Regions from separate parts of the Homo sapiens genome. Here region 2 is linked to region 1. Evidence: chromatin loops called from intact Hi-C (ENCODE). Cell type or tissue: ascending aorta. All regions are shown on one strand. Each heading gives the region's core, and the rest is flanking DNA. Links, peaks and the distances in the headings are about the cores only. Region 1 has its middle 370 kb from the start of LINC01822. Region 2 has its middle 36 kb from the start of LINC01884.

Region 1 (5,390 bases), core at 228-5,227:
AATGTCTCTATGCCAACTAGGGTGAGGAACTTCATTGTGTTAGTATGTTTCTCACATAGAAGGTGTTCTTGTCTGTTAGTAAAGTGAAACAGAGTTCATCCACTGGATGGCAACTTTCTTTGTGATGGGAGATGTTGATGTGCCTTATTATTTTTTATCTTTTTATTTTCTTAATTGTCTATTTTCTTTGTTTTTTCTTGCATATCCTGCTTCCAACTGACGCCTTCTGTTAAGTTACCTCACTCTTTCCTGGCAGCAATAGTTTCCCAAGACTGCCAACTTCTCTTCCTTGGTAGTTAGCATTCTGGTCAATGAAGCTCTAGGCATCAGTATTACAATGTTTAGCCAGTTTTCACACACTGTATGCCTCATCTATGTAAGTATATCTACTGCACATGCTAAAAATAATGTACTTCCTGTTTCATTAGTGAGATTTCAAGGTTCGTTTATTTATTCAAGTAATATATGCTGACAATTTACCATACTAATGAGGGATAATAAGTAAAATGAATCCCCAAACTTACATTCTAGAAGATCCAACTAATCACCTAAATAGTTGTAAGTGCCATAATATTTATTTTAGAGGCCACAGCTAAAGTTAGTTGCCTTAGTTCATACACACTTTCTGGAGGAAACAGAAGTATTAATTAAGCAAAGAGATAAGAATAAGGATGCCACAGGCAAGACAAAACAACAATTGGATCTCACACTCAACAAAATTCAGAATGAATGTTTATTTGATGTGTTATTTGTACTACATTTTATAATTGCACTACAGTATAAATATTTTGAAGAATAAATCATCTTTTGCAAGTTGATATCACAAATCATTTTCAAATGGATTTAGATAATAGTTTGAAGACACTTTCTCCATCAAATTCAATTAATAAATCAGTTGCTTTAAATGTTGTGTTTGCAAACATTTTAAAATGCTTTTCTTTCTAACATTATTGTCTTTCCTTAATAAATTTGTTATTTTTGACATCTCTCTAAAATTCTCTGAAATACAAGAACACTGGATACATCTAGTTTTGCTTTGGTTGTTTGTTTGTTTTGTTTTGTTTTTACATTGAGTCTCACTTCGTCACCCAGGCTGGAGAGCAGTGGTGCAATCTCAGCTCACTGTAACCTCCACCTCACAGGTTCAGGCAATCTTCCCACCTCAGCCTCCTGAGTAGTTGGGACTGCAGGCATGCACCACCACACCCAGCTAATTTGTGTGTGTGTGTGTGTGTGTGTGTGTGTGTCTGTGTGTGTGTACGTATGTGTGTGTGTGTGTGTGTATATATATATATATTTTATTTTATTTTATTTTTTTTTAGTGGAGATGGGGTTTTGCCATGTTGTCCAGGCTGGTCTCGAACTCCTGACCTCAGGTGATCCACCTGCCTCGGCCTCCCAGAGTGCTGGGATTAAAGGCGTGAGCCACCGCACCCAGCCTCATCTAATTTTTTTTCTTTCTGTTTTTGTAAGAAATATGTCAATTTGGCTCTGTCTTCGCCTTAGAGACTTAGTTCAAATGTGAGATAAGCAGTGGAATCAGAAAAGCATGACATCAATTATTAAATTAATATCCACAGTCTAATATAGTACAGTGAATCCAGAAATATAATTTAACATTCTGAACTTGGAAGAGTTATTTACTATATGTTAAAATATTTTAAAAATGTATTCAGGATGATGGTGAACCAAGCATGGATTCTGAGGACTCTCCATTTGAAGCCATCTGCAAATTTATCACAGCTCTTGGAACAAATTTTAGTATAACATTACTTTTTGTCTATAGTAAGCTAACATTCATCCTATAGTACCTCCAAAATTATGCACATGCTCATACTTTTTTCATTCTTAGTAATGATGTTTTGGTTCTCATTACCTTAGTTTTTAAATGATAAATTCTCATTCAAATCTAGTTCAAATTTCTTCTCTATGCAAAGTGATGGTGCCACCTTCCATGATTCAGCATTTAATACATTGCTTGGCAAATAATCATTTCATAAATATTGAACTAAAACTTTAACGTTTTATTTCCTTTCAAAATATAAGCAAAAAAGTTATAAAATGTTGCAACCTACATGTAACCTGATTTAGAGTAAACAGATATAAATACTGTGATAATTTGCTTCAGAATTTTTTTCTTCTTCAGAAAGCGACAGAGAAAAATCAAAATTGGAACTAAATCTTGTATGCTCCCATCCACAGGTATAACTCCTCATTTTTCTCAGATGAAACCATTATGAATTTGATGAATATTCTTCATTCTGTATTATGTTCTACTACATATGTGTGTTTTATATAGTATTGTTTAGTATTTTAGCTTATGAAATACTAAATAAGACATATAGAATGATAAATGAATTATTTTTAATTTATTTTAAGACTTTTATACTATTTTAAGGTTAATAGTATCTATGTAAAATTTATTAATTTTATTTCTATAATGTATAACATATAAATATACATTTTTATGCATTCCTTTGTTGATCAAATTTTGTTACAGGCGTGGTAGCTTATGCTTGTAGTCCTAGCTACTTGGGAGTTGGAGGCAAGAAGATTGCTTGAGCACAGGAGTTTGAGGCTGTGGTGAGCCATGATTGTGCCGTTGCACTCCAGCCTGGGCAACAGATTAGGACCCTGTTAAAAAAAATAAATTGTTAGATTTTCCTATTTTTTTCTTTGTTACTAAATATTAAGCAATACTACTCATTAAGTACATCTCTATGTGCAAATATACAAGATTTTCTCTAAAAAATTTACTGATTAAATTAGTTAAATATTGGTTAAATTGTTAAGTCATAGATTATTTGCATTTTCAATAATAGTTTTTCCATCATTACCTTTCAAACGCATTTATAACATAGAACACCCCTAAGCTGCATATAGGGAGGAGCTTTTCTTTAAACTCATCCTTGCCCATACAAGTTATTTTGAATTTTTTCGCTAAGCTTATTTCATATGACACCTGTTTCTTTAAAAATATATTATCGGCCGGGCCGAGTGACTCACGCCTGTAATCTCAGCACTTTGGGAGGCCAAGGCGGGCGGATCACGAGGTCAGGAGCTCGAGACCATCCTGGCTAACACGGTGAAACCCCATCTCTACTAAAAATACAAAAAATTAGCCGAGCGTGGTGGCGGGCGCCTGTAGTCCCAGCTACTGGGGAGGCTGAGACAGGAGAATGGCGTGAACCCGGGAGGCGGAGCTTGCAGTGATCTGAGATTGAGCCAATGCACTCCAGCCTGGGGAACAGAGCCAGAATCCTTCTCCAAAAAAAAAAAAAAAAAAAAAAAAAAGTTATTTTAAGGTTAAAACTTGTTCATGTTTATTGTACATATTACTTGCCCTTTTTAAAAATGCACCTTTTTAATTTGTAGGAATATATTTATTTATTCTTTTAAAAATGTATTCATTGAATGCATCCCATGTGGAAAGCAAATCACTGTTACAGATTATAATCTTACAGCCACTAACAAGATGGAGTCCCTGTACTTATAAGTCAGTACTCTGCTGAGAGAAAATAATACTGTGAAGAGCTGAGATTTAAAGTGAAAGTGCAAATCTTAGTAATTTCTTAAGAAACAACATTCCAGAAAAAAAAAAAAAAAAGAAAAACGTGAAGTATAAAGATTTCAAGTGGGGATGTGGTGGCCTTTCCCAGGAAGAGCAAAGACTATGACAGGTGACAAACAGTGATTATGGAGAAGTGTTAGGGTTACGATGGATATGGTGACCACACTGGATTTTAAGTGTGTTGAGAAATCTTTGGTAAATTTTGATGAGTGAACTTTTACCTGTTTGCATGTTAAATAAATGGTCCAGATAAGTAGCTTTCAACAGGGAGTGATTATTCCCCCCAGTAAATATTTGGGAATGTTGGAATATATATATATACACACATACACGTGTATGTATATATATATGTACTTACATATATATATATGTGTGTGTATATATGTATTTTATATATATATATATATATATATATATATATGTGTGTGTGTGTGTGTGTATATATATAATTTCAAACAGGCGGGTTCCTGTGTTGTCTAGTTAGCAGCGGGGAGTTACAGCTAAATATCTTACAATGCTCAGGGCAGACTCTCCCCAATAGTTATCTAGCCCAAAATGTTAATAATGCTGAAGTTGAGAAGTCTGTCCTACTCCTATATCAATGTAAAAGCAGTATATTGATTGTGGATTTTCTCTATTAGGGTGAGGAAATTACTAATTTGCTGATTTTTTTTTCTTTTTAGTTTGCCTTTGTTGATCTCTAGATTTATTTTTCTATATGAAGTTAAAATTCAACCTATTTAGGAAATTATTTCATGGTAATTTTTGAGCAACTTACAGTTTTGTGACATGGCAGCTTTCTTCCTATCCAAAATATTGGGTGGTTTTTATTTTCTCCTAAAAATTATTTTGTCTTTTATTTCAGTTGTTTTGTAGTGTGTCTTCTTTAACTTTGGTCTTTTCTTCACTTATTCTTATATATATGTGTGTGTATATGCATATACGTATGCATATATAGATATGTGTATACAAATATGTATATCTGTATATATACAATCTCTACAAATGACCTCCTGAATAAGTGGTATTTGGAGTAGGTAGTGACACAGCTGCTTTTAACTACTGTATTAATGATTTCTGACCTTCTTTGTCACATTCTCTTTGGGCATGTATGTGGAAAACAATATGTGGTCTTCTTAATCATTCCATGGTGCGTTTTTCAAATCCTCCATCTCCCTACCACCTCTCTAGTTTCTGAGTAGTAATTCTGTTTTGTTTATAATCACTACTGTTGTGAGAAATACTGTTGACAAAGCATGCATAAGCTAATGAAGTGATGATAAAGTCATTGTGGCACAGAAGGCCAAACAAAATTGACATAGCTTATTGGTGACTTGTGACTTGCTTTTTAATATCTTAGTTCTAATTTTATAAAGCTAAGTCTAAAAAGTTTGAAAATTAGACTTGTGAAAAATTCACTCAGTTTTCATATCTATCTCTCTGTCTATCCAACTATATTTCACTGCCTTTTTTTTTTTGTTTTAGACAGAGTCTAGCTCTGTCACCCAGGCTGGAGTGCAGTGGCACTATCTTGGCTCCTGCAGCCTCCATCTCCTGGATTCAAGCAATTCTCCTACTTTATCCTCCCTAGTAGCTGGAATTGCAGGTATGCACCCCCACATCCAGCTAATTTTTATATTTTTCATAGAGACGGGTTTTCACCATGTTGGCCAGGCTGGTCTCGAATTCCAGACCTCAAGTGATCTGCCAGCCTCAGCCTCCCAAAGTGCTGGGATTACAGGCATGAGCCACTGCGCCCTGCCAATAGCTCACTGACTTCTATGGTAGGAGCTTGGAGGTTATGGCATTCAGTACCTAA
Region 2 (5,390 bases), core at 284-5,283, 420 kb before region 1:
GCTGTAGATACATTACATTTCAATCCAAAGTTTTTAAACAATGCTGTTCCATAAGATGGGTGGGATTCAGGTACAACGGGGATTTTTTTCTAGTGGGAAGAAATACATATTACTTATCAGAAATTCTATGCATGGGAAAGATAAATTATGACCTGTTTCTAGTCGAGGAAAAAATTCAGGCTAAGAAAAATTCATGTATATTTGAACTCAATGGGGATGAATCAGGAAATTGAAGAAAGTAGAATATTTATGGTATGTTCTTAGATTGAAGTATAAGCAAGGCTGGCTGGAAACTGAAGGAAAGCTTGGTTGGCGTGAGGTTCTGGTGAAAATCTACTTTGAGTTTGTATTGAATTCTGTGTGTAATATATAGAGAGATAGACACAATTAAAGAGTTTCATCAGTTCCTGTCATGGAAGAAGAAACCACAAGACAGGGTAGAAGGATGAAGGACTGAATATGGGTCTGAAATCCCACATGAAATGAAGGGGAGAGACATGATGGAGTAAATGACAGTTGGTGCAGAGATATAGCCCTTGGACATGAAGCTACTGAAGTCTGTAAATTCTTTTTTATTAAACCAAACTATCATATATTATGACAGAAATTAAACTCAACATCTGTTCTAAGAGTTTTCACAGAACTGGGACTTCATTATGAGTATATATATTTGTCCACATACACCATATATATGAACAGTGAGGAATCTCATCTATTCTCACATTAATATGTGGCAGAACTGTAATTTTTGTTTTTTTTAAGACTTGTTTAAAAACCTGGCGGTCTTCTCTTCCTTCCCAGCCAAAATGGAGTAGTAGATTGCACTCCATTTATGAACCAGCCATACATTAACTTGCAGCGTGGGTAGGATTACCATAAATTAAGGCAAAACTACAACACTAAGCAAAAGAACAGAATGTGTTTGGCAATGGGCTATCCTTGACTTTGTAATCATTTGTTTTAATTCTAATCTGCACACTCCAGTAATCCACCAGCCAAAGAGGCTTGTGAATTAGCAAGGTTTTGCTGTTTATAAAACACTTGCATAAATATATGTGGAGACTATGTTTGCACCCAGGGTGTGCATTTTTGTGTGCAGATGCATCTGTGTGGGACTGGGCACAGTTCTGGATGTCTTGGGGACAATGGGAATGTGTAGGTCTGGGTATCTGTGTGTTGTGTTGTACATCAGTGTGTGAGGAGGAGTTGGGAGTTGTCATGCATACAGCTATGCTGGCAAGAATTTGCTAACGAAGGATTGAGACACCCAGAGGTTTGTGAACTCACTGCCTAGTCTACTTTATTACAATAAGTGTAAATTTGGAGCAGACAATGACATTGGGGATGTTTTGTAGAAGAGGTTACAGTGAGAAGAGGTGAACTGCTTAGAGTCACATGGATATTGGAGATAGGATACAGATTCCTCCTGAAAATAACTGCAAAATGAGTTTGTTTTCAAGTCCATTGAGTAACACTAGCTCTGAAAGTAATCCAAATCAGAAGTCTAAAACTTGAAGACAGGCAATCCCCATCTAGGGCATCCTTAGTGTCACTTCCTTTGTTTGCTTTGCTGTGGTGAAATGATGGCCATTGTCCTACTTACCAGAGGCAGTGGGGACTAAAGACTGAAGCAGAGGGAGAATAAAGGAGGCATTTCTGTCGGTCTGTTTTAACTCACAGATCTTGGTATTGGTGGGGTGTGTATATGCCAGTGTACCTCCACGTGACCATGCCTGGTTTTAGGTATACAGAAACTAAGTATTAAAATTACTAAGTAGCGGACTATATTCTACGAGGTCAAGGTCATAAAAGACTTTCCCTGCCATACTTAGTTATGCATGAAATTCTTCTAAAAAGAGGAAAGAGCTTTTTATTCTACATGATGGGGATTAGCAATTGGGTTCCCTAAGAACCCTGGAGTTTGCTGAAGGGGTAAGAAACTGATGTAAGAACACAATCCTAAGAACAGGGCTAAAGACTGAAGAAAGAAGAGAGTATGGTGATACTAGGAATAGGGAAAGCATACGAAATGGAAGCAGGGCCCATAAGCTAAGTTTTAGTGATGCAGAGTTTGCTGAGTGTTGGCTCTGTGTGTGTGAATGTTGGGCATGTACACACATGAACACATATTGAATATATAAATTATCAGCACATTTTCTCTGTTGTGAAGTATTTAAGTGCCAAGATATAGGTGGTTCTTGGAAGTACTTGCAGAGCATATGCTGTGCTGTTCCACCATCTGTACCAGCCCTTTGGACCAGATTCTGTTGCTTTGCTTTGGGGCAAGAAAGAAGGAAATGAGCAGATTTCTCCCTCATTTGTGGTTCTTCTGCCCCTACCAGCTCATTCCTGTGACTCTACCACCAATGGGTCTCATTCACCCTTCTCCCTGTGGTGCACTTGAAACTTGATCTTTCACAGTGAAGAAATGGCTCTGTTGTCACCTACAAGGGGAAAATTCCATCCTTTCAGACAACACTGCAGAGGCAACTCTGTTCTCAACAACATATTTGTGCAAACTGTTTTCTAGAACATTATGTCTTTTTCTCTCCCCTAAGGACCTCATGAATACCACTCCCAGCTGCAATTTCCTTCCTAGCCTTGCTGGATAATCTGGCCAAAACTAGATCTGATCAGTGTCTATGCACAACTTATAAAACAAAATCTAAATCCTTTATGTAGCTAGATAAAAATACTCGTGACCAGGTTTTGCCTACCTTGCTGACTCTATGTCTCACTATTAGACATCTTCTCTTGTCCCTACCACTAGGATGTATGTGAAGTTACACAAATTTGTCATGCACTTTGGATGCCAAATACATTCTTTCCTTAGCCTGAAAGGATGTGAGGCAGTAGGCATCCCTCCCCAAGCCCCCACCTCACCAAGCTTTCCATCCCTGATGCCTCACATCTGGCCTTGTAAAACACCATAATCCTTCAAACTTTTCTGGCTGAGTCATGGAAAGAGAGAGACTTTTCCATTTGTCCTCTAAAAATAAAAAAGCTTTTTTTTTTTTTTTTTTTTTTTTTTTTTTTTTTTTTATGAAAACAGGGAAAAAATAGAAAGGAAAAAAAGCATGTGACAAAACCTAGAATTTATTAAATTCTACAAAATGGGTTTCTTACTAAAATAACTTGCCCCCGAAGGGCTTAGCTATCCCAGTTTTCTCATTCCAACCCTGCCTTGGCTGACCCAGGGCATAAATAGATTTCCTGAGACCTTGGCCAGCCTTAAGCTGCTGTCTTGGGAGTCTTTCTCCCACACTCCAAGGGACATTGCTGATTCATAGTGCTTGTTCTGGGAATTTGAAAAGGGCAATCAGAAGTTACACTGCATGATTTTTCATCTCTATGCTCACACAGAGGGCTGTGATAAGGGCATTGAGTAAGATGACCTCCAGGATTCTCCCTCCTTGGTCTTCTCTCCCTGGAATCCTCCCCAGCATCCTAATCTCATTTTTAGTTTTTCCACCATGCGGCTGAAACTTGCTTTTCCTGTGTCCTCTAGGTGATACTCGCATGACCAAACTTAGAGTAGAGGAGACACACTTAGTAATTAATGACTATCTGGGGTATCTTAATGACGTAGTTTGTCATATGGAAAGAGTGATGAGATGGAAGACTTGAAGCACCACTTGTGGGGTGATAAGATCCATTCTCCTCTTGGCTGCCTCTTGGTTGCCATGGCAACACCATTGCTATAGGGCTCTGTGACTGTGTGAGGGGGTTGCAGGAATAAATTTGTGGCAGCCTTTGGGAGTCAGTCCTGATGCTGAAGGATCTCCCTCCTTCCCCTGAGTAGCATTTCCTCTGCTCCCATCAGTAAAGGGGGAGAATGTGAAATTGCCCTTTTGAAGACACTGGTTAGTATGGTTCAAAGGCTGTGGTTAATGCATGGTTGTGAAGAGCTGAAAACTAGAAGAGCCAAACAGAAGTTCTCTGCTGCTGAGGACTGGCATTCATGGCAGTGAAGAGTGAAGTTGGGATTCAGACAGTAAACATCGTAGGAAATTTTGATGCATGGAGACCGCGTCATTCTCTGGAGCACTGGGTGATGGAGCAGAGCTGGCTCTTTAATTCCTCGCTTGCCCTGGGCTGGTGGTTCTCAGGATGGGTCCTGCCTCTTTTTCACTTTCATATATATATATTAGCTCTACTTCTTATTCCAGTCCATAGGCATGTTCACTGTATTCCAATTCCAAGCAGGGCCATGGTTTCTGAGCTTTCACTATTTTTTAACCAAATGTATAATTCTGCAGGGACTATAAGGCATGTTGATGTGAGTATCTCACTCAATTATGGGGTCATCTCTGCTTCTTGCTCTCAGTTGCTGTATCTACTCTCATTGTGTAGGATGCCTATACTTTAAAATATATTGATTTATTCAGCTTGGTTCCTCTTAGGAAGAGCATTGTGAGAATTTTCAAAAACATTTTGATAAATACTTTGAAATGGCAGATGATATCCGATAAGAAGGGCACAAGTAGTGAACTGCAGTCATGAAACAGGCTTCTAAGGAGAGTGGTGACAACTACTCGGAGGGCGTTAATTTCACTCAGTCCTATGAGGTAAGGAGGGAATGCTGGTCAGAATTTACAGAGATGAATTACTCCACATACAGAAAAGAGGAAAACCAGTAATTCAGGGAAATCCCAGACTGGAGAATAGAAGAACCAGAAAGCAATTTAGATGCTAGAAACAAGAATGTATGAGAAATGGAAAGAGAAACTTCCCTCAGCACCAGTGTACAGCTTAGAAGGGGTGTTTGATACTGAGACAAGAGTACAGATCATGTAGCAGAGCCCTGCCCAAGACTTCATGGATCTTTGCTACAGAACTCAGAATGTGACTGGTGTGACTGGATTCACTGAGAAGACTGTTGAAGGTTGGAGTTCTACTTCCTGGTTCACAGGGGCAGGGGACAGATGCCATCTCAGGAAGTGAGGAGAAGGTCGGAGTTCTACTTCCTGGTTCACAGGTGCAGGGCACAGATGCCATCTCAGGAAGTGAGAAGAAGGTTGGAGTTCTGCTTCCCGGTTCACAGGAGCAGGGGACAGATGCCATCTCAGGGAGTGAAGAGCAGACTGTAGCCATGCAGCCAGGGCCAGCACATCTGCTTGCCGCATGAGGTTGGAACACAGAAGCTTCCAGGAGAGATAGCCTTCCGTCTCTTCTTTGATTATTTGGTCACTGGTAGTTTGGGGCACATGCAGCACCATTTCCCTATTTAATGATATCAACAAAGAGGCTGATTTTACTCATCTTAAGGTGTCACAGACAGATATTGTTCAGGATTATTAAAAATGTTACTCTGTAGTTATACAGTAGCTTAAGTGTTATAATCTCACCCAATGCCTCCTTAAGATTAGTCCCATGTTCTCTTATTAATC

What was found. A loop is a pair of places that touch in the nucleus more often than their neighbours do. Peaks named below come from ENCODE experiments on the same cell type or tissue, not always from the same donor. Only the 100,000 strongest peaks of a DNase experiment are listed, where the experiment ranks them.
Region 2: it touches region 1 in a loop (3-fold over the local background); 1 of 110 quality-filtered maps calls a loop at or near these places.

What each region holds. Positions count from the first base shown.
Region 1 is chr2:22,081,810-22,087,199 of GRCh38, reverse strand. No RefSeq gene overlaps it. Among named protein-coding and RNA genes, the nearest start is that of LINC01822, 370 kb to the right of the region's middle. In ascending aorta, for the core only: no CTCF peak of the experiment used is centred there; no DNase peak of the experiment used is centred there; H3K27ac peaks cover 714 bases.
Region 2 is chr2:22,497,547-22,502,936 of GRCh38, reverse strand. No RefSeq gene overlaps it. Among named protein-coding and RNA genes, the nearest start is that of LINC01884, 36 kb to the left of the region's middle. In ascending aorta, for the core only: no CTCF peak of the experiment used is centred there; DNase peaks (open chromatin) are centred at 2,876 and 3,216; H3K27ac peaks cover 3,237 bases.